2 separate regions of the Homo sapiens genome follow, and region 1 is linked to region 2. A link is a loop called in an ENCODE intact Hi-C map of the cell type or tissue named here. Cell type or tissue: ovary. All regions are shown on one strand. Each heading gives the region's core, and the rest is flanking DNA. Links, peaks and the distances in the headings are about the cores only. Region 1 holds the start of LOC124902688 (a long non-coding RNA gene). Region 2 overlaps NRXN2 (neurexin 2).

Region 1 (11,714 bases), core at 1,761-9,760, 270 kb after region 2:
AATACAGACTTGGAGTGTGAACTGGCCAAGTCACTGCCTCCTCCCTGAGGGTCCCTCCCTTTGGCACCCGCCACCTTATCTCCAGAGAGGCCACCGTGGCACAGAGCCCCAGGCTCCACAGGTGGCTACTGACCGTCACCCACCTCTGGGCCAAGTCCACTCTCTTTTTGTTTTCTTTTCTTTTCTTTTTTTTTTTTTTTTTTTTTTTTTTTGAGACAGAGTCTTGCTCTGCCCCCCAGGCTGGAGTGCAGTGGTGCAATCGCAGCTCACCGCAACCTCCACCCACTGGGCTCATGTGGTTTTCCTGCCTCAGCCTCCCAAGTAGCTGGGACTACAGGCGCGGGCCACCACTAAATCTTTGTATTTTTTTAGTAGAGATGGGGTTTCACCATGTTGGCCAGGCTGCTCTCGAACTCCTGACCTCAATTCATCCACCTGCCTCGGCCTCCCTAAATGTTGGGATTACAGGTGTGAGCCACCACACCCGGCCCCAAGTCCACTCTCATTCTTGCCCTGCCCCCTGTGGGCCACAGGACAGCCCTCTGTAGTAACCACTGAAGTCTGGTAAATGAACAACCTCAGCCCCTTGGAAGTCCCAAGAGATCCCAGCAGCTTCCCCTGCCTTGTCACCGCACCTGAAGAATGGTGGTGTGTGGTGGAAGGAGTACAGCCCTGCTCTGGGCCATCGGCTACCTGCATGTCCCCTCTGCTGGAGCCACAGGCCCCTCTGTTGGGCCAGTGTCCACATCCCACACCACAGCCAGGCCAGGCTTCTTTAGAAGCTCCCCATCACTGAGCCAACTTCCTCTGCCAGTTACACATATCACCCAGATGGGGTGATTTCTTACTGCAGAACACTTTGTTAATTGACACACCATTGAACTGAGCTGATGACTCCCGTGACTTGGTATCCTTAGTCCCTGATATGTTTTGGCTGTGTCCCCACCCAAATCTCATCTTGAATTGTAGTTTCCATAATCCCCACATGTAGTGGGAGGGACCTGGTGGGAGGTAATTGAATCATGGTGGTGGTTACCCCCATGCTATTCTCATAATAGTGAGTGAGTTCTCATGAGATTTGATGGTTCTATAAGGGGCTTTCCATCTTTGCTCATTCTTCTCTCTCCTGCTGCCCTGTGAAGAAGGACGTGTTTGCTTTCCCTTCTCTCATTATTGTAAGTTTCCTGAGGCCTCCCCAGCTCTGGGAACTGTGAGTCAATTAAACCTTTTTCCTTTGTAAATTACAGAGTCTCAGGTATGTCTTTATTAACAGTATGAGAACAGACTAATACAGTACCAATATCTTTTCCTGATTCACTCATGGCACCTGAAGATGGGAAGAAGTAGCACAGACACAGCTGTGATTTCCGGCCCCTCTATGAGCTGCATGCTGACCCTTGGACATGAAGATTCTCTCTCTTGGCTCTGGAAGGTGCCAAGAAATAAAATGATAAATGGAGATGCAGCCTGGCTAAAGGACAGTTCAGCAGTAGGGTGGACTTCAGGGTTGGTTCGATCCAGCAGCTCAGCTGTGTCCTCAGGACTTGACCTCTTCCCTCTCTCCTCTGTCATCCATAGCCTCAGCTGGACCCTGAGGTATGGTGTCCTTGGGGTGACAGGCTGGCTGCCAGCTGCCATTAGGGCTAGGTGCTTCCTCATCTGTGACCAGCAGAAATGGGTGAGCATCTATCCCAGCATCCCGTGCATTCCAGCAACTGACCTAGAGCAAGCTTGGAGGGACCAGAAAGCACAAGTGGGAGGAACAGGAGCTGGGTAAGCTACACACACTACACAAAATCACAGATCAAAGCCACTTGGTCCTGGGCCAGGCTCAGAGTCCATGCTCAAATATCAGCTACCACTTTTATTCTATGTAAGTCAATATTTGGGCTAATAATGAGCCCATCTTCCCTTGAAGCTAACAGTCTAAGGGATGGTGAGATGACATAAAAAGACACCTGGAGTCTCCACCAATGACTGGCCTCATCATCACATGCAAGACCTCCCCGTACCTTCTCCATCTGCAAAATGAGGGTTAAAATATCTCCTCACCAAACTCACAGGAGAAATCATGCTTTATAAATGCAGAGATGTTGGCCATGAGGCTTCTGATCCTTGCTACAGGCTTTCAGATCTTTATTCTGAGCATTGGCAACAACACGTTTCTGAGAACATCTCCTTTGGCAAATGGTAGGTCAGGCAGAGCTGCTTCAACAGAAGATGTTTTTGCTTTCAAAAAAAAAAAATTGTGTATGCCTTTTAATCCAAATGGCTGAATTGCTGATTCAATCAGCAAACATGGAACAGACTGAGAAAGTGCAGCGTGAGCTCCGAGACAGCAAAGAGGGCCATGAACTTCAAGGATGTTTATGGAGCGATTGCTGAAACCAGCTTTCTGAAGAGGTAAGTCTCCACCAGGCAACAGGGAGGCACGATGCGGGAGTGCCGTGGGATTTACGATGTTCATTAAGTCCATCAGCTTCCAACTCCCTCTGCAACCTGCATGTCCAGCTCGGCTACCCGGGGCACAAACAAGCTCTCCAGCTAAATTACCAAGATTCTTAGTGCCCGGCTGCACACCCACAGAGCACAGCCCACCTCAGCACCTGCCACCCCTGGGGATTCCAGGGCATGTTGAGTGTCTCCCACATGCTCAGGTCCAAGCCCACACCTGGCTTCCACCTGGCCCCATCCTCTCTGCATCCCCTGCTTCTGCTGGCCTCCAGTGTTCCCAGGCTGCCAGTCCTAGAGAGTCAAGGTTAGGCTAGGGTTGGGGCAGAAACACACGACTTTGTGCTGTCCCATAGCTGCACTGTTCTTTGTCACCCAGGCCAGAAGGGACACTGCCTGAGCCCAGAAGTTTGCTACCACTCCCAGAAACAGATCCCCAGGCCCCAGCCCAGCCGTCACTTCGCAGCATCCACCTCCACCATTCTTGCTGCCCCTTCCCCTCCCAGGGCACCTCTGCACCAAACGACTTCATTCTCCTCCTCCAGTTCTGAGAGATAAAACCAGCGGGCATGCCCGTTCCTGCAAACAGGACCAAGCCAACACAAGGCCCCCAGGCCCACAAAAAGCAGGCTCTGTTCCCAGTACAGATGCCTCAGGGACACCCTGCTATATCCATGTCAAACTTCCCTTTATTCATGAATAGAGATGGGAAGTGAGGCATCAGGTGTGCTCAAAAGCTTTGCTATCGGTTAAGAATTGCACCTGGCTACAAGCTACAGAGAATCAAAATAACAGTGGCTATAATAAGGGAGAGGTTAAATTTTGCTCTCATGTGAAAAGAAGTCTAGAGTTAGCCAGCCCAGGGTTGATACAGCAGGTCCACAGCCATCAGTGACCCAGGCTCATTCTATCTTGCTCTCTGCCATCATTAACATGAGGCTCCCATCCTTGGGGCTACCTCATGATCCCAAAATGGCTACTGCAGCTCCAGACATCACATCCACATTTCAGGCAGCAGAGAGTAGGAAGGGGCAAGGCAAAAGGACATGCCTCTCAGCTTAGCCTCCTTTGGAGAGCTTTCCCAGAAACCATACTCAATAACCTTTGCTTACATCTTATAGGCCTATTTCTGAAAGGCTAGGAAATGTGATATTATAAAAAGCCCATTGACACCCAACACTATAGCTTTTGTGTTGCTAAGGAAGCTAAGGAAGACAGGAGTATAGAAAATACCAGCCTTGGCCATACTTTTTTTTTTTTTTTTTTTTTTTTTGAGACAGAGTCTCGCTCTTCCGCCCAGGCTGGAGTGCAGTGGCACGATCTCGGCTCATTGCAACCTCCACCTCCCAAGTTCAAGTGATTCTCCTGCCTCAGCCTCCAGAGTAGCTGGGATTACAGGCATGCACCACTATGCCTGGCTAATTTTTGTATTTTTGGTAGAGACAGGATTACACATGTTAACCAGGCTGGTATGGAACACCTGGCCTCAAGCGATCCGCCCACCTTGGCCTCCCAAAATGCCAGGATTACAGGCATAAGCCACTGCACCTGGCCAGCCATACTTTCTACAGAGCTAATAAAACTAAGAGGATAGGGGCCCAAACTAATCTCCCTCCTGGATGCTTGTGGAGAATAATACAACAGTGATTATGACATCAAAAAAGAGGAGGCAAAGTGTCAGATGTTCTCAGCCCATTCTACACCTGGGATGCAGCACTGTTTTGTGGTGCTTACCTTAACAAATCTGCTATCATATTCCGCTGCTGACAGCCGGTGGTCTACTGGGACCTCAGCGTCTTCATCTCTTGAGTGTTCACACAATTGATTCCTCCTCACCCATCTTTCATTTGTGTTCTTTGCTTTTCTCCTTGAAACAGTTTAATTTCATGGGCTGCATGATGATGTTTTGGACAGTGTGGGACCATATATTCCATGGTGGTCCTATAGGATTATAATGGAGGCTGGGTGTGGTGGCTCACACCTATAGTCCTGGCACTTTGGGAAGCTGAGGTGGCCAGATCACTTCAGGCCAGGAGTTCGATACCAGCCTGGCTAACATGGTTGGGACTTGGGAGGCCAAAGCAGGAGGATTGCTTGAAGCGAGGAGTTTGACTACAGCCTGGGCAACATAGCAAGAGGTTGTCTGTATGCTTTTATTTTTTGAAAGAAAGGAAGGAAGGAAGGAAGGAAGGAAGGAAGGGAGGGAGGGAGGGAGGGAGGGAGGGAGGGAGGGAGGGAGGGAAAGAAAGAAAGAAAGAAAGAAAAGAAAAATAACAAAAATAAAAGATTATAAGGGAGCTGAAAAATTTTTCTCATCTAGTGATGTCATTCATAGCCATCATATCATCATAGTGCAATGTGCCACCTTTTCTATGATTAGATACATTTAGATACGCAAATACCATTCTATTCCAATTGCCTCTGCTACTCAGCACTTCCTGCCATACAGGCTTGTGGTGTGGGAGCAATCAGCTGTACCATCTAGCCTAGCTGTGTTGCGGGCTACCCATCCAGGTTTGTGTAAGTGCACTCTGATGTTCACACAGTGATGAAATCACCTAACAATGCATTTCTCAGAACGTGTCCCCATGGCTAAGTGACTCATGGCTGTATTCTGGAATCTTGTCATTCCAGACCACAGTCTTCACATTGAGGTACCAAGTTGTGGATCAGAATGGAAAGCTAGGCTATGATGAGGGACAGTGCGCTGTCACATGACTGACATGATTTATTTCACAAAGACAGCAAATGGAGCTGCCATGCCACCTCCAGCAAAGAGAGCCCGGGGCTGGCGTCTATGGAGCTCTAGGCTCTGCAGAGTCGGAGCGAGAACCAGATCCTTGGGGCAAAGAGAGCTAAAACGGATTGCAGAGGAAAGCGAACCACCACACATCTGCTAGAAAGAAATATCTCTTAGGCAGGAGATAACCTTGAGAGGCAGCATAACCGCTCAACCACTGTGGTTAAGGGCTTAGTTCTCAAGTAGGGAGGCCCAGGCTCTAGGGCCAATGCCTGTGGATGCCTTTGTGTGACCTTGGACAATTTACTTTCTCTCTCCAAGCCTCATTTTCTTCATCCACAACATGGAAACAATTGCAGATGATGATAATGTAGAACCTGTTCATGAAAGGAAATTATAGACAGTGCTGGGCCCGGTGCCTGGCTCCTGGTACAGAGAAGGATTCAGTAATAACATTGGCCATGACTATTAACAACAGCAGCAGCAGGGATCCTATGTGTGACCTTCTACCTGTGTGGCACAGGGCCTGGCACATCATGAGGCTCAATAAATGGGCTCAACGTCATCGCTACTCTTGTTGTTATTAAAGGAAATAGCCAGAAAGTGCTTCCTCTTTCCACAGGCAACCACGGACACTTTCTCTGGACTTGACTCACTCAGGCAAGAAGAACCTTCCGGGCTGAGCTTCCAAGCCCCAGCCAGGGGAGATGCAGGGCACGGAAGACCCCGCTGAGGCAGATTGGAGAGCTCGGAGCTGCAGAGTCTGTTTGGCATCTGCAACTCTCTCGGTGGAGAAACGCCTGCCCCCGCTAAGCAGTCAGTGCCTGCCTGGTCTCACTGGCTCCCAGGCAGCTTCTCCCCACCTCCCCTCTGTGTCCAGTGTGCTCCCGGCAGCCTGCCTTATGACAGGTCTACAGGGACATCTGTTGGTGAGCAGGCCCTGCCAGATACCTGTTGACCCCCGCTGGGCAGGAAAAATAACACAGAGAGGCTCTGAGGACCTGTGAATGGTGTGGTGGGAGTGGGGGACATAGCAGACACCCCTTACTCTGTAGAATACCAGCTTTCCACTAAAGTGGGTGATGGCAGGGAATTCTGGCAGAGAATACTGGTTTCTGAGAGCTCCTAGTATAAAATTGGATCTGTGTCCCTATGGAAAATTCCACATTACAGCAAGTGTGGCCCAGGGAGGGAGAAAGCCTCAGCTGGGCATCACGGGAATTGGTTTTGCCAGTCGGCAGCCCTGTGGCTCTGGCTAAGTCCCTTCCCCTCTGTGCCTCGGTCTCCCCATTAGGAAAGTTCAGGAGGTTCATGAGATGAGATCTGTGGCTCCATAGCTTGAATATACACCATGGAAGGTTGCTTTTTGGTTGTTTTTGAGACAGAGTCTTGCTCTGCCACCCAGGCTGAAGTGCAGTGGTACAATCATAGTGCACTGTAACTTTGAACTCCTGGCCTCAAGCAATCCTCCTGCCTCAGCCTCCCAAAGTACTGGGATTACAGGAATGAGTCACTGCACATGACCCTGGGAAGCTTTTTAAAAAGCAGATTCCCAGACTGCACTCCCTGAAATTCTGATTCAGCCGGTTACAGGGGGCCCAGAAACCTGCCTGAGGCTCCTCCCAGAGGACCCCACTCCCTGGCTGCCTCTCAACCTGCAGTTTCAGGCATCCCAGGGTGTCCCACTGTCTCCCAGGCCCCAGGGAGAATCAGAAAGAGTGGGGGCACCGCAGGGAGCAGGCAGGAGGGAGGGGTCACAGAGGCCCTGGCCTGGTGACTGCTGTCTTCAAACCGCCCAGAGCAAACCCACAGAGCTGGCCCGCGCCCCGCCCACCTTCGGTCCAGTGTTATGGGGGAAGCTGTCAGACGCCAGCATCAGTGTGAGGTGCACTTATGGAAACTGCCCTCCCTGACTTTCCCGCTGAAAAGTCCTTAGCTCTGAGGTTTTCAGGAATCTGAAAGGAAAGGCTTCTTTCCATGAAAATGTGCTGAAAGACCACTTCACACCTGCACCTACGCGCCGTCCTGTGGGAGCCAGCCTGAGTCGGCCTGGCTTGAATGGCAACAACCTCCATGCCTCACTCATCCCAGGGGCCCTCCTGCCCTCTGCCTAGGAGGTGTTCCAAGTGCTTGGCATGCATTACTTGACCTTATCTTTGCAATGCCACGAGGCGGCCAACATTATTGCCTCATTTCGTGGATAAGGTTACTAAGGCACAGAGAGGGTCGGTAATTTGCCCAAGGTCACTTAGCTAGGAATTGATGGAGATGGGTTTCACACTCCTTCAGGGAAACTCCTGAAGCTAAGCTTTGAGACCCGCTTCATCTTCTAGCTTAGAGATATAGTCACTACTATTTTCAGCAGAGCCCTTTCCAAACAGAATCTTATATTTGACCCCAGCATAAGAAACACATCAAAGCAAAGCCACTCTGGTTGAAGCGGAGGGACTATCCAGCCATCCAGCCTCCCCTTACCCTGCTCATGGAGACCTCCTCAGAGCACCAGGGTTCTGCAGAACTGAATCTAAGAGTCAATAAAGAAGCCATGGCTCAGAGAGGGAGTGTGCCTTGCCCAAGGCCACACAGCCTGCAGGTGGCAGAGCTGTTGTGACACATGCAGCATCCAGAGAAACACGGGATGTGCAGGGCAGCCTGAGAAAGGGGCCCTGCACACCTGGCCAGCCCACCCTGAGCACCTAGATGGGGAGAGGAGAGCAGTGATGGTCTGGGTTGACCCCAGGCAGGGGGCTTAACTGGGGTTGCTAGGGAATGGCTGAATCTACAAGTATATTCACTTGTTCACTCAACAAACATCGCCAGAGTACCTACTATGTGCCAGGGATGATGTGGCACCAAGGATACAATGGTGAATGATGAGGACAGTCTCGTCCCTCCCCGCCATGCTCATATCCCAGGCAGAGAGACTGATAATTAAACAATGACAACAGGCCAGGTGTGGTAGCTTATGCCTGTAATCCCAGCACTTTGGGAGCCCGAGGTGGGTGGATCACCTGAGGTTAGGAGTTCGAGACCAGCCTGGCCAACATGGTGAAACCCCATCTCTACTAAAAACACAAAAATTAGCTGGGCGTGGTGGTGGACACCTGTAGTCCCAGCTACCTGGGAGACTGAGGCAGAAGAATCGCTTGAACCTGGGAGGCGGAGGTTGCCATGAGCTGAGATCATGCCACTGCACTCCCGCCTGGGCGTCAGAGCGAGACCTTGTCTCCAAAAAAAGAAAAGACAATGACAGCAACACACAGGGACGGCTGCTTCGGTGGGAACTGCTGCCTACTGACGGCACAAAGAGTCGGGGCTTGTAGGCTAGTGGAGGGGTCAGGAGGGGCTGCTCTGAGAAATAAAGCCATCCGAGCATTGACGGATGACATGGCATCAGCCTGGCCAAGAGAAGGGGAAAGCGTGCCCCACAGAGGGAACAGCAAGTGCAAAGGATGAGCACAATGCATTTGAGGACCTGGAAGAGGTTTGATTTGGCCAGAGCAGAGCCCATGGCAGGAGATGGTGAGAAAGGGGACTGGAAAGGTAACAGGGGCCAGGCTGCATGAGTCATGGAAAGAGGCGTGGGCTTTATCCTACAGAAGTTGAAAGATTAGATATGTGTTGCTCTCATTGTTTTAACTCCCCTGGCTTCTATATGGAGGACCGTATGGAGGAGGGGTGGGAGATGCTGGGACATCGTTCGTAGGGAATCGTGGTGTCCAGAGAAGACATGATGGTGATTTGATGTGATGATCACGGGAAGGAGAAGAAGGGACGGTCTGCCAACATCCATCCCTTTCTCCACCTCCTCTGCATCGGGGGAGGGAGGTGAGGAGGGTAGGTGACAAGTCTGGCCAATGACACGGTCAGCAGTGATGTACATCACTTCCAGAATATCCCCACACTCTCCTTCACCCCCATCTCCCTGGGATGGTAATGCTCCCAGGGTAAGCCTGGGAGCCTCGGGCCAAGTCCCTAGAGCCTGGGTCCAAGAGCCCCTGGTTCCCTTTGCCCCACTGGGCTGCAGCAGGAGGGACCTACCACGCCTCTCTGCCCTGAGACAAAGACCAGTCCCCTCTCCAGTAAAAATCCTTATCTCTGGAGAAGGAAGCAGGATGAATGGGGAGGAATCTACAACCACTCCCACATTAATAATGTTCATGCATGCGTACATGCCTGATCGTTCTTTGAGCTCTTCATCTGTTTTTTTTTTTCTTTTTTCTCTATTTCCCCCTTTTCCTTAAACCACGGCCCATTCAAACAGGCAGTACTTGCCTTAGGCGAGGCAGGTGTTAGGTAAAAACACCTGTGGGTGCCGGGCACGGTGGCTCATGCCTGTCATCCCAGCACTTTGGGAGACCGAGGCGAGCGGATCACGAGGTCAGGAGATAGAGACCATCCTGGCCAACATGGTGAAACCTCGTCTCTACTAAAATACAAAAAGTTAGCCCGACATGGTGGTGTGCACCTGTAGTCCCAGCTATTCGGGAGGCTGAGGCAGGGGAATCGCTTGAACCCGGGAGGCAGAGGTCACAGTAAGCCGAGATCATGCCACTGCACTCCAGCCTGGCAACAGAGTGAGACACAGTAAAAAACAAACAAAAAAAAAAAACAAAAAAACTAAACAAACAAACAAAAAACACCGATGGGTCTTCTTAACTTTTGTCCTCCAAAATCCTTTGTCTTGGAGAAAAAAGGAGAGCCAGCCTTGGGCATCCTGAGAGCAGAGATTCCTGCCTCTACTCACAGCAGCCTGCCAAGAGAAAGCCTAGGCCCCAGGGAGGAACCGTGCTGGGGCCTCTCAAAAGGGGGCCCACTAGTGGCTCACCCAGGGTCTCCTGCCCTGAGCGCGCCATGGAAGGATCTTGTGGGCTTTAAGGACTGGAGTGTGGACGTGTCAGAAGTTCCTGTGTGCACCCATGATGGGGGCCCTCCTGGCCCCTACTTGCTGCTCTGGTCCCTCAGAGGTCTCTGCCGCTGTGACAGGACCCTGAGCAGGGTAGGAAGTTCACCAGGAAAATTGGAAGCTACTTTTTCTCTGCCAGTTCAGCCAAGGTCTTGATGTCAGAAACACTGCTGAGTGGTTAAAAACAAGTGGTGGGAGGCGGTGGCTTACACCTGCAATCCCAGCACTTTGGGAGGCCGAAGCGGGCAGATCACTTGAGGTCAGGAGTTTGAGACCAGCCTGGCCAACATAGTGAAAGCTCGTCTCTACTAAAAATACAAAAATTAGCTGGGTGTGGTGGTGCACACTTGTAATTCCAGCTACTTGAGAGGCTGAGGCAGGAGGATCACTTGAACCCAGGAGGCGGAGGTTACAGTGAGCTGAGATTGTGCCACTGCACTCCAGCCTAGGCAACAGAGTAAGACTCCATCTCAAAAAAAAAAAAAAAAGTGATTTTTCTTGCACACCTGAGTCAGTGCCCTGAGCTTCTTACACTTTACACAACAGTTATTAGGGATACCCTCCCCCAGTGACATCTGAGGGCAGCTGCGGAGGGCAGAGTCTTCCCCACAGCAGAGCCGGAGCACCCCTTCTGGGAAGGCTCAGCTTTGGGGAGGAAGGGCTTCCCTTTCCAAGCAGGCCAGGGACTCCCCACACACATCCCAGGCTGCGTCTGCCCTGGAGATGAAGTCACAAGCCAGCCTCAGGGTTACCTCCGGGCTCCAGTCCCCCCAGCCTAGTCCTGCGGTGCTTCTCCCCACAGCCCTTCTTTCCCCACTCACAGGCAAAGCAAGATCCCTGGAGATTCCAGTTCCCGCCTGGCCCTGGTTCTGTCACCGCTCCCCTGACAGCCCCTACATGCCCACAGCGTCAACCAGCACATCACTTCACGGCCAGCGGCCGCCCCGTGCCTGCCCGCGGCTCCCCTCTGCAGCCTCCAGGCCGGCCCCACCCAGTGCGGAGAGTCAGGCCTTCCTGGCCGGGTCTGAATCCCGCATCCCCCGGCTACAATACAGTCCCAGTAGGCAACAGGGTCCCCGTGGAGGGGAATCAACTGAAGAACGAAGTGTTTACTTCAGAGCTTCTACCACGGCGCTGTGTGCTTCCCTCAGAGAGCGACACACTCACACACACTCTCACACTCACGCTCACACACTCACACCCACATACACACACACGCTCACACCCGCACACGTTCACACGCTCACACCCACACACACGTTCAAACCCACACACTCACACGCGTTCACACCCACACACGTCCACACGCTCACACCCACACTCACACGCTCACACCCACGCGTTGACATGCTCACACACACACCCACACACACACGCTCACACCCACACACATGCTCACACATGTGCACTCACACTCAAACTGACACAGCCACACTGACACACACTAACACACATACATACACTCAACACATTGACACATTTACACACATACATACACTGACACACACTGACACATTCTTACACACATTCACACACTCATGCACACACACTGTCACATGCTTACAATCACAACATACTCAGGCTTTGTTCACACTCACACTTATATGTCCACACTGT
Region 2 (11,714 bases), core at 3,131-11,130:
CCTAGGCTTTTCGCCCTTGTAATGATTCTCTGGTCTTCTCCCTCCCCTGGCCTCTGCCTGTCTTCTCCTTCCCTCTTCCCCAACTCCTGTGGGCAGAGGCCACGGTCCTGAGCTACGATGGCTCCATGTACATGAAGATCATGCTGCCTAACGCCATGCACACGGAGGCAGAGGATGTGTCCCTGCGTTTCATGTCCCAGCGGGCCTACGGACTCATGATGGCCACCACTTCCAGGGAGTCTGCCGACACCCTACGCCTGGAGCTGGATGGGGGGCAGATGAAGCTCACTGTCAACCTCGGTAACCACCCTGCCCTGTGCTTCCTGACCCCTCACCTGGCCTTGTCTCTGACCCACACCTGCCTCTGTCTGGAGAAGCTGGTGGTGGCACCAGCAAGAGGTGCCCTCAGCAGAGTTTGGAGGTGGGGAGGCGCCAGCCTGGGTCAGAGACCCTGAGAGCTCTGTCCCTGGTGAGGACGCACAGTGTAGGGCGACATTCCATGCTCGACGACACTGTGAGGGGCAAGACCCAGAGTATCTGGGGTATGCTAACTGTCCTCCCTGGTGACTCATGTGGATCTTGGTAGCATCTGTCCTGCACACACACAGATGACACAGCTCATTTTTGGTCAATGGCTCATCCACTTGCTCATTCATTGGTTCATTCATTTGAGAAGCACTTGCTGACGCCTAGTGGGTGCTAAGCCTGAGCTCAGTGTGGTGGCAGATACAGAGATGAGGAAGGCCTGGTCCATGCACGCAGCTGCCCCCCACTGCTCTGCTCAGTCTAAACAGCAGTCTGTGTGTTGGTGTGTGGAGGTGCATGTGTGTACACTGGACACACAGACGTGCCATCTTCCCGTTTCTAGTGCCATGAGCTTTCACATTTGAGCCTCATGGCTGTCCTGTGAAGACACTAGATCACCAAACAAGCATTACTGTCCCTGTTTTATAGATTATGAAATTCATGTATTGACTTGTTCAACATTACAAAACTAGTGAAGGCAGAGGGAGGAGCCAGGACTCAACCTGGGCCATTTGCCTTAAAATTCAGTGCTTTTCCCATTGCCTCGGACAGGGCTGCTGACCCTCCCCCTCAGGCCACTCATGCTGACTCATGTCTCCACCCATGCCCAGGGTTGAGAGCAGGCCTTGACTCCACTTCACCTGGTGGTCCCCGGGGTGTCCATGAGGGCCAGACCATGAGCCTGTTAGGTTCTTCTCACGGGCTTCAGCTCTCCTAGTCAGGGCAAAAAGAAAACAGCAGGTTCACTCATTCAGCTATTTATGGGACACCATATAAATGCTAGGTATGTTCAAGCCAGGGGCTACAGCAGTGAATAAGCAGTCCCCACCCCTTTGGAGCTTTCAGAGCAGGGGAACCCTGGGAATGAGAGGTCCTAAGCTGTTCAGGCTGAGGTCAAATCTGTCCATTTCAGACTGGCCTCTAGAAGCTTATAAAGGTGTAGCACCAGCCGTATAGGAAGCTTGCAGGTCATCAGGGTCACTTGTTGTATCCTGGACCTAGAGGGGAAGCAGGGCTCTTCTGAGCAGGTTAGAATCCTCGACTGGAGAGAATACAGAGCTTTGACCATTTTTTTTGTTTTTTGAGATGGAGTCTCGCTCTTTCACCCAGGTGGGAGTGCAGTGGCGTGATCTGGGCTCACTGCAACCTCTGCCTCCCGGGTTCATGTGATTCTCTGCCTCAGCCTCCCGAGTAGCTGGGATTACAGGCACCCGCCACCACGCCTGGCTAATTTTTGTATTTTTAGTAGAGATGGGGTTTCACCATCTTGGCCACGCTGGTCTTGATCTCCTGGCCTCGTGATCCACCCGCCTCGGCCTCCCAAAGTGCTGGGATTACAGGCATGAGCCACTGTGCCTGGCTGAACTTTGAACTTTTAAATACTCATCTGGAGTCTCATCCTAACATTGGTCTCCGGGGCATTTGTGGGACAGACTGTGGCCTTTGGGGAACCCATTGCCTTGTAAATGTATTTATACTATGTTCTTTCCTTTTCCCCTTTTGGCCACCTGGCCTTTGTATTCCTAGGACAAAGATTTGCTGAGAGAGGTGGGGACTGGAGGTGGGGAGATATGCAGGTGGCCAGGGCCTCAGAGTTGTTTGAAGGGTTCCCCTCAGCTCTGTTTCTAACCACGATCACAGCCTGTAGAGCGGGTGGTGTGCAGCAGCTCTGCAGGGGAAAGCAGGCTGGGAGACACTCTAGTCAATGCTCCACAAGTCTGCACAATGCTCCCTTGCATCCCTGAAACTGTCACAAGAGGATAGCCCCAGCCAAGGACCCCATAAGTGGCTCTGTACTTCCAAGTCTGCCCAGATTTGTGTATCCAGTGTGAGTTCCCCCCTACTTTGCCTGGGCATATGTGTGTTGTCTGCATCTAAACACATGTCTCTGTGCTTGCTGGGGACACAGCAGGAAAAATCTGGGGCCTTGGATCTGCAGGGAAGGCAGATGCATTTTGCTTATTTGGACTGTCCTAGGCCCCTGGGAAGAAGATTGTGTCTCTTAAGATTAGACAGGAAACAATGTCCTTGGTCAGGAAAACCTATCCTGTGGGCCCTTGGGACCCACCCTCTCCTCTCCATGGGCACACTTTTCTGTCTGTGCCACATAAGTGCTCAGAAGTCAGATAACAAGGTGGCCTCTTGGAAGACACATCATGTTAAGAATAGGCTTCCCAGACTGACAGATAACAGGACTCTCCTCCCACCCATTTCTTACTCCTGGCTGTGCCCCTGCCCCCATCTGTAGACATGTGTGTGCTGAGATGCCATCTCTAGCATGACTCCTGACAATCTGTGACCAAAGGCTTGGTGCAAATGCATCCGTCTACAGATTCCTCCTCTGTAGGCACTGTGGACACGCAGGTGGCCCCTACCCAGCCACCAAGCCTTGGGTTGGGATGGGAAGAGTTCTGGGCTCCGGGCCAGAAGACCTGGGGCCTAACTTTGGTATCTTTTACTGTTGGGTAAGTCATTTCCCATCTCTGAGTCTCTCTCTCTTTTTTTTAATCTTTAAAATGGAGATAAGAATCTTCACTCTGCCTACGTCTGTGGTGGTTTTGAGGCTCAGATGGAAGAATGGGAATGAAACCATTGAAACCATTGTGTAGATGCAAGACCCATAGTAGAGACCCACCCAGCCTTCTTGAAGGAAAACAAAACCATATTGGAATAGAGACTTGAGTTTGGAGCCAGGCCTGGGGGCCACTTCCACATAGCATGGACAGACTGGAGTTGTCCTCTACTAGGTGTGCCCATGGGGTCCCAGCTGTCAGTGCAGCTGATGGGAAAAGTGCAGTGTAAAGAATCTCTGAACCACAAGGCGTCACCTCCTTCAGCCTCCTGGCCCACGTGAATCACTTCAAGAGCCCCATTCCTGTCCCCCATTGCTTGCTCCCCAGGACTTGCAGGGCCTCACAGACCGGCAGCAACACCAAGGCCCCAGGCCTGGGCTGGACTCACTACTGGGGAAGAGAGAGAAGCCTGGTGAGGCTTGGTCTCTGGCCTCATGATCTTATCCTGTAGAGGGAAGCTATTGCTCCAGGAGGCAGCTCTGCAGCTCCACAGGCACTCAGTGGATTGAAACAGGCCCCAGGCTGGGCCTGAAGAGGGAGCGGAGGCTGCGGGTGACCACTAGGTGGGATCGCTTAGTGCTAGCCTCAAGAGATGGGATATTTGCTAGATAAGAGAGGGACAAAAAGGCACTGCTGCCTCTTTCCAGGCAGAGGATCCTAAGGAACTTATCGTGCCTCCTGCTGCAGCTTCCCAGCCCCCACTATGTTTGCAAACACTGAGCAAGTTCCTTGAGCTCTGCTGTCTGCAGCCCCTGAGTTGGGGAGTTGATCTCTGTCCCTAGAGGATGGTAGAGTCCCCTGGATTCTTTGCCCTATCCCAGCATGGCCTGGGCCCCTCCCTGGAGGGGAGGAGAGGACAGGCCAGGCTGGGCACTGTCCTCTACTAGGTGTGCCCCTGGGGTCCCAGCTGTCAGTGCAGCTGACCTGAAGGGTGTGGTGTAATTAAAGAATCTCTGAGCTGCAAGGGGGTTACCTCCTTCAGCATCCCTCCCCACCCCATGAATCACCCATACACTCCCTACCAGTGGGAGGCCTTCTACCTCCCACCTCCAAGATCCATTCTGATCATTGAGTGGTTCTTTCTTAGTGTCACCCTGCCCTTCTGAAATTCCCACTTATTGTGAAATTCCCACTTATTGTGAAATTCCCGTTAGTTCTGCCCCTTGGAATCAAACGGAGAAATCTAACTCCCGTTTGTGTTTTAAATCAGGCTAAATACACATTGTATCCCAAAGCCCTTTAATCCCTGGGGCCATGGGAGGGTACATTGCCTTTCCACCTGAGGCTGATCAGTAATTATCAGGGGGGCTGCTGGGAGCCAGCTCTGAAGGAGGGCTATGACAGAGTGCATGCTGCCACTCTGTGATGTCACTTCTGAGACAGATGCCTGGGAGCCTTGGGCCCACTGTCTCCAACCCACAGGGCCTGGGCGGGGAAGGAACCCAGGTGAGGCAGGGCTGGGAAGCCAGTGTTCTTTCCCCTGAGTTCCTTTCCATGCAGACTGCTTTGTCTTACCTCCCCAACACGTGTTCATACTACGACCCTGCTCTCTCTGTCCAGCCAGGGCCTTCGTGGGTCTGTGCCACGAAGACCACTCACTTCTGCCTATTCCCTGCACTTGAGGCACAGGTCACTAGTTAACAGGTTACTAGTTAGTGCCCCCTGAACTTTGGTGAATGTGTATGTTGAAGAGGCTGGGTTTCTCCTGCTCACTCTCAGTCTCTGGCTTTCTTCTGGATGGGGCTGGCTTCCCTCTGGGTGCCCATCTTCAAGTCGTTTGCTCTTGCAAACCCTACTGGAGCCTGTGTTTCTGAGGGTGGAGTCTCTGCAGGGGTGGGCCTGGAGCTGACACCTCTTCTCTGGACAGATGGACCCCCCATTCCTGGTGCTCCCTTGCTGGGGAAGGAGAAGAATCAAGCTCCTTCTTTGGGTCTTTTCCCCAGTAGGGGACCTGCTTGCCCATCCAGCCTCCCCTTTTTTCTTTTTTTGGACCCTTCATTGGTGAAGACTCTGCTGGCCCCGAGAGAGCCCCCGTGACCTGACTCCAGGGCCTGGCACCCTTCTACCCTCACCCTAACAGTCCTCCCCTTCCTCTTCTGTCCAGCCTCCCCTGTCCCCTCTGTGCAGCCGCTCCTTCCTCTGCTCCGTTTTCTTCCTCTTTTCTCTCTGCACTCTCTCTACCTCATTCCTCTCACTGAGACTTCTCACTTCCCTCTGTGTCTGCCTTTTGACCTTTTTCTGCTCCTCTGCTCCTCCCTTGGTGCCAGGCTGTGGCCCAGGGTCCTGGCTGCTCGCCTCCACTCTTCTGCTGCGGTTGACAACGCGTGTGGAGCTCAGCTGTACTGCCGAAGGGCCGTGGCCCTCAAAGCCACAGGGGCATCAGTTTACCTCCACTGCAGGAACCTTCAGGGGCCCAGGGGATGCAGCTGCCCACCCCCTTTGCTTCCTGGGCTGTGGGGTAGGCAGAGCCTATTTGGGGTGGAGCGACAGGAGGCCAGGGTATTGGGCCTGTCAATCGAGGGCCGGGAGACTGCCCCTCTCTGAAAGGCAAAGCCAACCCAGTGTCTACCTGCTGCCTACTTCCTGCTCAGGATCCTACTGTTATCCATTCCCTCAGCTCACATGGAGGGAAGCTGAGGCATGGAGAGAAGTGCTTTGCCCAGGGTCACACAGTGAGTTAGTGAGTGTTAGGGTGGAGATGAGGACCCAGCTCCCTTGCTTCCCAGTAAAGGATTTCTGCAGCTCCAGCCAGTCCCCTCCCTTGGGCTGCGTCAGGCTTGGCGTTTGATGGAGTGGTGCAGACATCCTAAAGGCCTTAAATCTGGACTTCATAGGACCCTGGTCCACTGTTCCCTCTGCAAGACCTGACTGGCTCCCACCTTTGGGTGGTGTGTCTAACCAGAGGGATGGCCAGAGGCTTCAGGGCCCTGGGCTGCTGGCTCTGTGTAGCCACACGGGGCCTTCCCAGTCCTGAAATCAGAGGATAGCAATGCCAGGACCGGACTGGGGCAGGGGCAGGAAACTTTGCTTATGGTGGCTGCTTGTCCCCAACTGCTTTGTGTTCTCAGAGAAATCATATTTTGGGGGCTGCACTGTCTCTATCTGTGAGGCCTTGGCTCCTCTGACTAGGAAAGCAGGTTAATACTAGGTCCTCTTCAGGGTGAAGGACTCCCATGATCTATCCCCAGTAGCAGCCTGGCATTTCCCAGGATTGGAAAGGGTGGAAGGAAGGTTCCTGTAGGGGTGGTACTAGCCACTGGGGCTTTGGGAGGTGTATGGCCTCGGGAAGGGGGCCCTGGGGCAGACCCCTCCATTTAGCTCAGAGCCCAGAGGGGAACAGGGAGTGACAAGTCACACCTGGGCTCTGAGGAGGGAGTCGTCCCAGAGCAGGGGATGCAGGGATTCTGGCTCTCCCCACCCATCTCCCTCCCAGAGACAGGGGAGATGTGGGGTTGGTCAAGCCCTCGGCCCCCATTGATCCCCTGTACGACTGGGATTCCCAAGGTGCCCGTCTCCCTCAGACACTAGAGGCCTGGTACCCTCTAAGAAGGGGGCCACAAGCCCTCTTCCCATCATCTGACTGCCCTGCCTTCCAGCTCTGGGGAGGGTTGGAGCCCTCTTGGGGGCAGGAGGGACAGGGGTCCAACTGAGGAAGGGAAGAGGGCACCTGGGCACGCGTGGTCCCCGGAAAGTGGCCCTGGGGGGAACCCCGCCCGCAGACACCCCTCCCTGTGAAGGATGTAAAAAAAAAAAAAACTTGTTTTACCTTTTTGTCTCCCCTTCCCCTCTGCCCGCCCCATGGCCCCCCCAGACTGCCTGCGCGTCGGCTGCGCACCCAGTAAGTGGCTTCCCTCTTCTTCTGCAGAGACCCAAGGGGACTGGGATGCTGGACGCTGGGATTTAGGGAGGGAGGCTGGGAGGAAGAGAAGCCGTGATTGCTGGCTCGAATGGGGGTTGGGCCTTGAGTGTGGGGAGGGGTGCAGGCAGGAGGGTGAGGTTGGGTGGTTGTGGAAGGCAGGAGGGACCAAATGAAGCAGAGCCAAGGAGAGCTGGGGGAGGGCCTGCAGTCAGGATGTTCACTGGGTCTAGGAAGGGAGAGACAAGGACACCCTTTACCCAAGTCAGCAGGAGGGTGGGGAGGAGGTAGAAATCAAGGGCTGGGGCAGAGTCTTGGGTAGCACCTGTGGTCCTATGGACTGGCAGGGAGGAGCCTGAGAGGGGCTGGAATACGCTGCTGCATCTCCAGAATTGGCCACAAGGGGGAAGGCGAGGGATGCAGGAAAGAGGATGAGGGTGGGAAGGGAGCCCTCTTCAGCTCCTGTGTTAGCTGGGGTGAGTTTCTGCCAAATGGGGGCTCCTTCTATGGTGACAGTGAGGGCTCTCAGCAGGGGTGAGATGGAGAGTGAGCAGGTGGACATCTCCAGACATCCCAGTGCGCCTGGGCTCAATGCTGTGTCTCAGGGTGTTTCTGCATGGTGTGGCTTGGGGTCACATGGGGGAGCACATGCACGTGGTAGGCCCAGGCAGAGAGACTGTGTGTGCTGGGCGCCCTGCTCTTCATGTGTGTGTGGCATGCTGTGTGCGTGCTGGAGCCCTCGGGGTGGGGGGGCAGGGATGACCAGAGAGTGCTGCAAAGTCCAGCAGCATTTGAAAGATAAGTATGTTTTGTTTTAGACTCTGGAAGCTGATAATCCTGGTCTTGAGTAAATGGCCATAGTTCCTAAGAAACAGAACCTTCCCCTCTCTGGCCATCCTGCATATTTATGGGCAGTACGTGTGGTGGCGTGACTTGGTGTGTGACGTTAACCAGGCATGTGTATGTAGAAAGGTCCCATCGGGTCCCATTGTAGATGGAGGAGCTGGTGTCTGTGTAACAGAGGCCGAAGCTGTGGGCTCGCATTTACATTTGGGTACTGTGTGAAGTTTTGAAAGTTTTAGGTCTGTGTTTACACCCTGGGAATATAGCTTCTGGCCACACTCACTGAAGGCCCTTAGGAATCTGGGGGAAGAGTATGTTGGTCATAGGTGTGGGTGTCTGTGTGCAGGGCCTCAGGGTACAACTCCAGAGGCACCATTCACTTAATATTCTATGTGCATGGCACCTCCTAAAGTCACACAAAGGGCAGTCCTGAGAGTGGATGTATGACTGGGGTATAAAAGCTCTGCGTGTGCATGGACTCCAGGTGTGATGGGAGGCTATAAGTGTGTGTACTTGTATTCATGGGTGTGTTGCGTGGCCAAATATGAGCCACTGGTCATGTATGTGTTCATGTGTGGCATGTGCGGGGATGGGGAGGCTGTCTGTGTATCCAAGGTGATATAGGAAGTCACCTATGAGCATGTATAGGTGCCCTCCTCATTCCCCCCTTGGTGCCGCAGGTAAAGGCCCCGAAACGCTGTTTGCGGGGCACAAGCTCAATGACAATGAGTGGCACACGGTGAGGGTGGTCCGGCGTGGCAAGAGCCTGCAGCTGTCTGTGGACAACGTGACTGTGGAGGGTAGGTGGTCTGGGCCCAGGGAGGTGGACACATCTCCAGTGACCTATGCTTGGCCCTGTTCTACTTGGTGACTACTGCCTGGGCTGCCATTCCTAGGGCAGTGTTCTGGCAAGCTGCCTCTGCCATTTCTCCTTCAGGGGTGGAATGTTATGGGCATCTGGACCCCAGGAACGATTTCAACTCCCTGTAGGCAGCATTCCCCTGGCAGCCTGTTGGCTCTTGACTGGCGAGTCCTGCCACTCCTCTTGGAGCTGTGCTGGCTGCTAGTGCCTAGCCGAGGACATCTCTAAAGATGTCACTCATGGGTGGCCCTCCTGTGGAGGGGAGGCTCCTGGGAACCCAAGCCCCAGCCCTGCCCCAAAGCCATCCCCCTCATCTTGGTCTCCTGTCCTGAGCAGGACAGATGGCAGGAGCCCATATGCGGCTGGAGTTCCACAACATTGAGACGGGCATCATGACGGAGCGGCGGTTTATCTCCGTGGTGCCCTCCAACTTCATCGGGCATCTGAGTGGGCTCGTGTTCAATGGCCAGCCCTACATGGACCAGTGCAAGGATGGTGACATCACCTACTGTGAGCTCAATGCTCGCTTTGGCCTGCGTGCCATCGTGGCCGATCCCGTCACCTTCAAGAGTCGCAGCAGCTACCTGGCACTCGCCACGCTCCAAGCCTATGCTTCCATGCACCTCTTCTTCCAGTTCAAGACCACGGCCCCTGATGGGCTTCTTCTGTTCAACTCGGGCAACGGCAATGACTTCATTGTCATCGAGCTGGTCAAGGGGTGAGGGGCTGGGGATTGCACTGCTGTCAAGGAGGTGGCCCCCTCCCCCTGCTGAACCACATACAGCTCTCCTGGCTACTGGCCGAGGTGTCCAATCCCCCCAGATCACAAGTCAAGATTCAGGTCCCCGACCGTAAGTCGAGAGGCTCCCTCTTCAGCCAAGATGGAGAAGCACACCCTCTTCCACTGCTGACTCCCCAGCTGCTTCCTTGCCAGAGTTCCCTGTTATATCTGTTCTCTGTCCACTGTCACCTTCTCTACAGGCAGAAGTCAGTCTTGCCCCTCCGTTGCCTTAGGGGACCCCACTCCAGAGCAGCCCAGTCCCTGCCTCCAGAGGACCCTGCTGACCCACAAACCTCTCCCCTCTAGCTCCTCTTCTGAGGTTGTGTCACAAGAGCCGGCTCCTTGGTGGCCCTCCTTCCTTACATTCTCCCCGTGACAGGACCTCACACCATAGCCCTCTTGCCATTGGTTTTGGTCGCTCTCCTCTGGGGTCTCCCTTTCAATCCCTCTTCCCATGGCACCTAGGACCCCTGCCAGCCATAGCTCCTCCTCACCCCACCTTCCCAGCATCACCCCCGCCCTGACCCAGTGTCTCCTCCCTACTGTGGGGCAGGTACATCCACTACGTGTTTGACCTGGGGAATGGCCCGTCCTTGATGAAGGGGAACTCAGACAAACCAGTCAATGACAACCAGTGGCACAACGTGGTGGTGTCCAGGGACCCAGGCAACGTGCACACGCTCAAGATTGACTCCCGCACTGTCACGCAGCACTCCAATGGCGCCCGAAACCTCGATCTCAAAGGTGGGGCTGGGGCCTCTGGAGAAGGCCTGGCCCTAGCCCAGATACCCCTCACCCCAGCGAGATCACCCCATTCCTGCGACGCTGCTTCCCTCGGTTCCCTGCCCCCAGTTTCCACCTCTCTTTCCCTGTCTCCACTATGTCCAGCCTGACATCTTCCTGTCCAAGTTCTGCTTGGCTCTCTTGTGAGTCTGCATGTCACCACTGAAAGCCTGGTTGCAGGATGCGTCTCACAGGGTGCTTGGTGGCCTCATTCCAGAGCTAGGAGTAGGTAACCCAGGCCCTCCAAGGACCTCCTGGGCCTCCAAGGTTGAGAAGCCTATGTTGGTTGAGGGCTGGAGTGAGAATAGGGAGCTTAGCATCCTCCTGGGTGAGGTAGACGCTATGGGGCAGAGGACGTAGCAGGAGCTAGAGTCCCCGAGTCACCTGTCTTGGGCATCGGCTGGGCTAGCTTGGGGACATTTTGGACCTAGGCTTCCCTGGTGTGCTCAGGGTCACATCAGGGTGCCACATTCCCCAGGGCCTCTTCAGTGGTCATTGAAGCAGTCATTGCCTGCCCCCAGAATGGGTGACTGAGAGATCAGGGAGGAGGAGGGTGAGCTAAGGCCTGAGCATTGGGACAGGAAAGATGCAGCTTCTCCAGAGCCTACTGAGGGCAATGTGATCTACTTTCTTGCACATGCCCAAAGCAGCCCTCAGCCCCATAGGAACCCCTGGGCATCAGCCTGCCTCATACTGTCAGAGCTTGGGGAGGGTCCTCAGAGACCATGGAATTAACTGCCCCACTCCCTCAGATCTGAGATCTGTCAGATCTCTTGACATAGTGCTGTGAATTCCCCTTGTTCTCAGAAGGGGGCGATGTGTCACAGAGAATCCAAAGTGGCCCCAAACCCCGGGGGTTATCTTGGCGGGTCTTGTGTTGTACTGAGCCCGTGGCCAGGGCAGCAGACTGACCAGTGTCTTGACTGAAGCTCGGCTGTGGGCTGGCTAGGGCTTCCAGGGATTCCAGGGAGTTAGGCTCTGTGGCAGGGGATCAGGTGTTGCGGAGGAGAACTTCCCAGAGTCCCAAGGCCAAGCCCTAGTTGTTGGGGGAAGGGAGCTGGGCTTTGAACTCCCTAGGAGAGAGCCCAAGAGTTGGGAAAGGCTTGAAGGAGTTCTGGGAATGGGAAACTTTGGGAGGGAGGGAATGGGGGTGGACGGGATTGGGCTGCGCATCTATGAAAGGCCCTGATTACGGGCCGGAACTGGAATCAAATGTGTGGGAGAGAGCACAGAGCAGGTTCCTCCAGCTGTCCCCCAGCCCCCACTCTCCCAGGCATCTGGGCTTCTCTGGGAGGGGAGCAGGCAGATGGCAAAGTGGAGAAGGAAGAAGTGTGTTGGGGGGGTGCGGGTTGTGCAGGTCTCTGGATCTCTGTTAGGGACCTGGAATCTGGGATGGAACGCAGAGAACCTGAGAAGGCTGGGAGGACCTGACAGCCAGATGCCATTGTCTTGGGATGGGAATGGGGACCTGGATGCCTTGGTTGACCCACT

Evidence for each region. Hi-C counts contacts between places; a loop is a spot of excess contacts. Peaks named below come from ENCODE experiments on the same cell type or tissue, not always from the same donor. Only the 100,000 strongest peaks of a DNase experiment are listed, where the experiment ranks them.
Region 1: a loop joins it to region 2, with 2.0 times the contacts of the local background. A loop is called at or near these places in 6 of 110 quality-filtered maps.

Annotation. Positions count from the first base shown.
Region 1 is chr11:64,379,837-64,391,550 of GRCh38, reverse strand. It overlaps LOC124902688 (a long non-coding RNA gene), which reads right to left and starts at 4,444. Exons shown (of 2, transcript XR_007062718.1): 1 at 4,186-4,444; 2 at 1,238-1,425. In ovary, for the core only: no CTCF peak of the experiment used is centred there; no DNase peak of the experiment used is centred there.
Region 2 is chr11:64,648,918-64,660,631 of GRCh38, reverse strand. NRXN2 (neurexin 2) reads left to right here. Exons shown (of 23, transcript NM_015080.4): 11 at 97-300; 12 at 6,910-6,936; 13 at 8,478-8,597; 14 at 8,996-9,377; 15 at 9,994-10,184. Among named protein-coding and RNA genes, the nearest start is that of NRXN2-AS1, 11 kb to the right of the region's middle. RefSeq lists enhancers at 2,954-3,453, 3,454-3,955, 5,446-5,605, 6,567-7,067, 8,410-8,909 and 3 more. In ovary, for the core only: CTCF peaks have their summits at 7,365 (motif pointing right) and 11,028 (motif pointing right); DNase peaks (open chromatin) are centred at 7,361 and 7,594.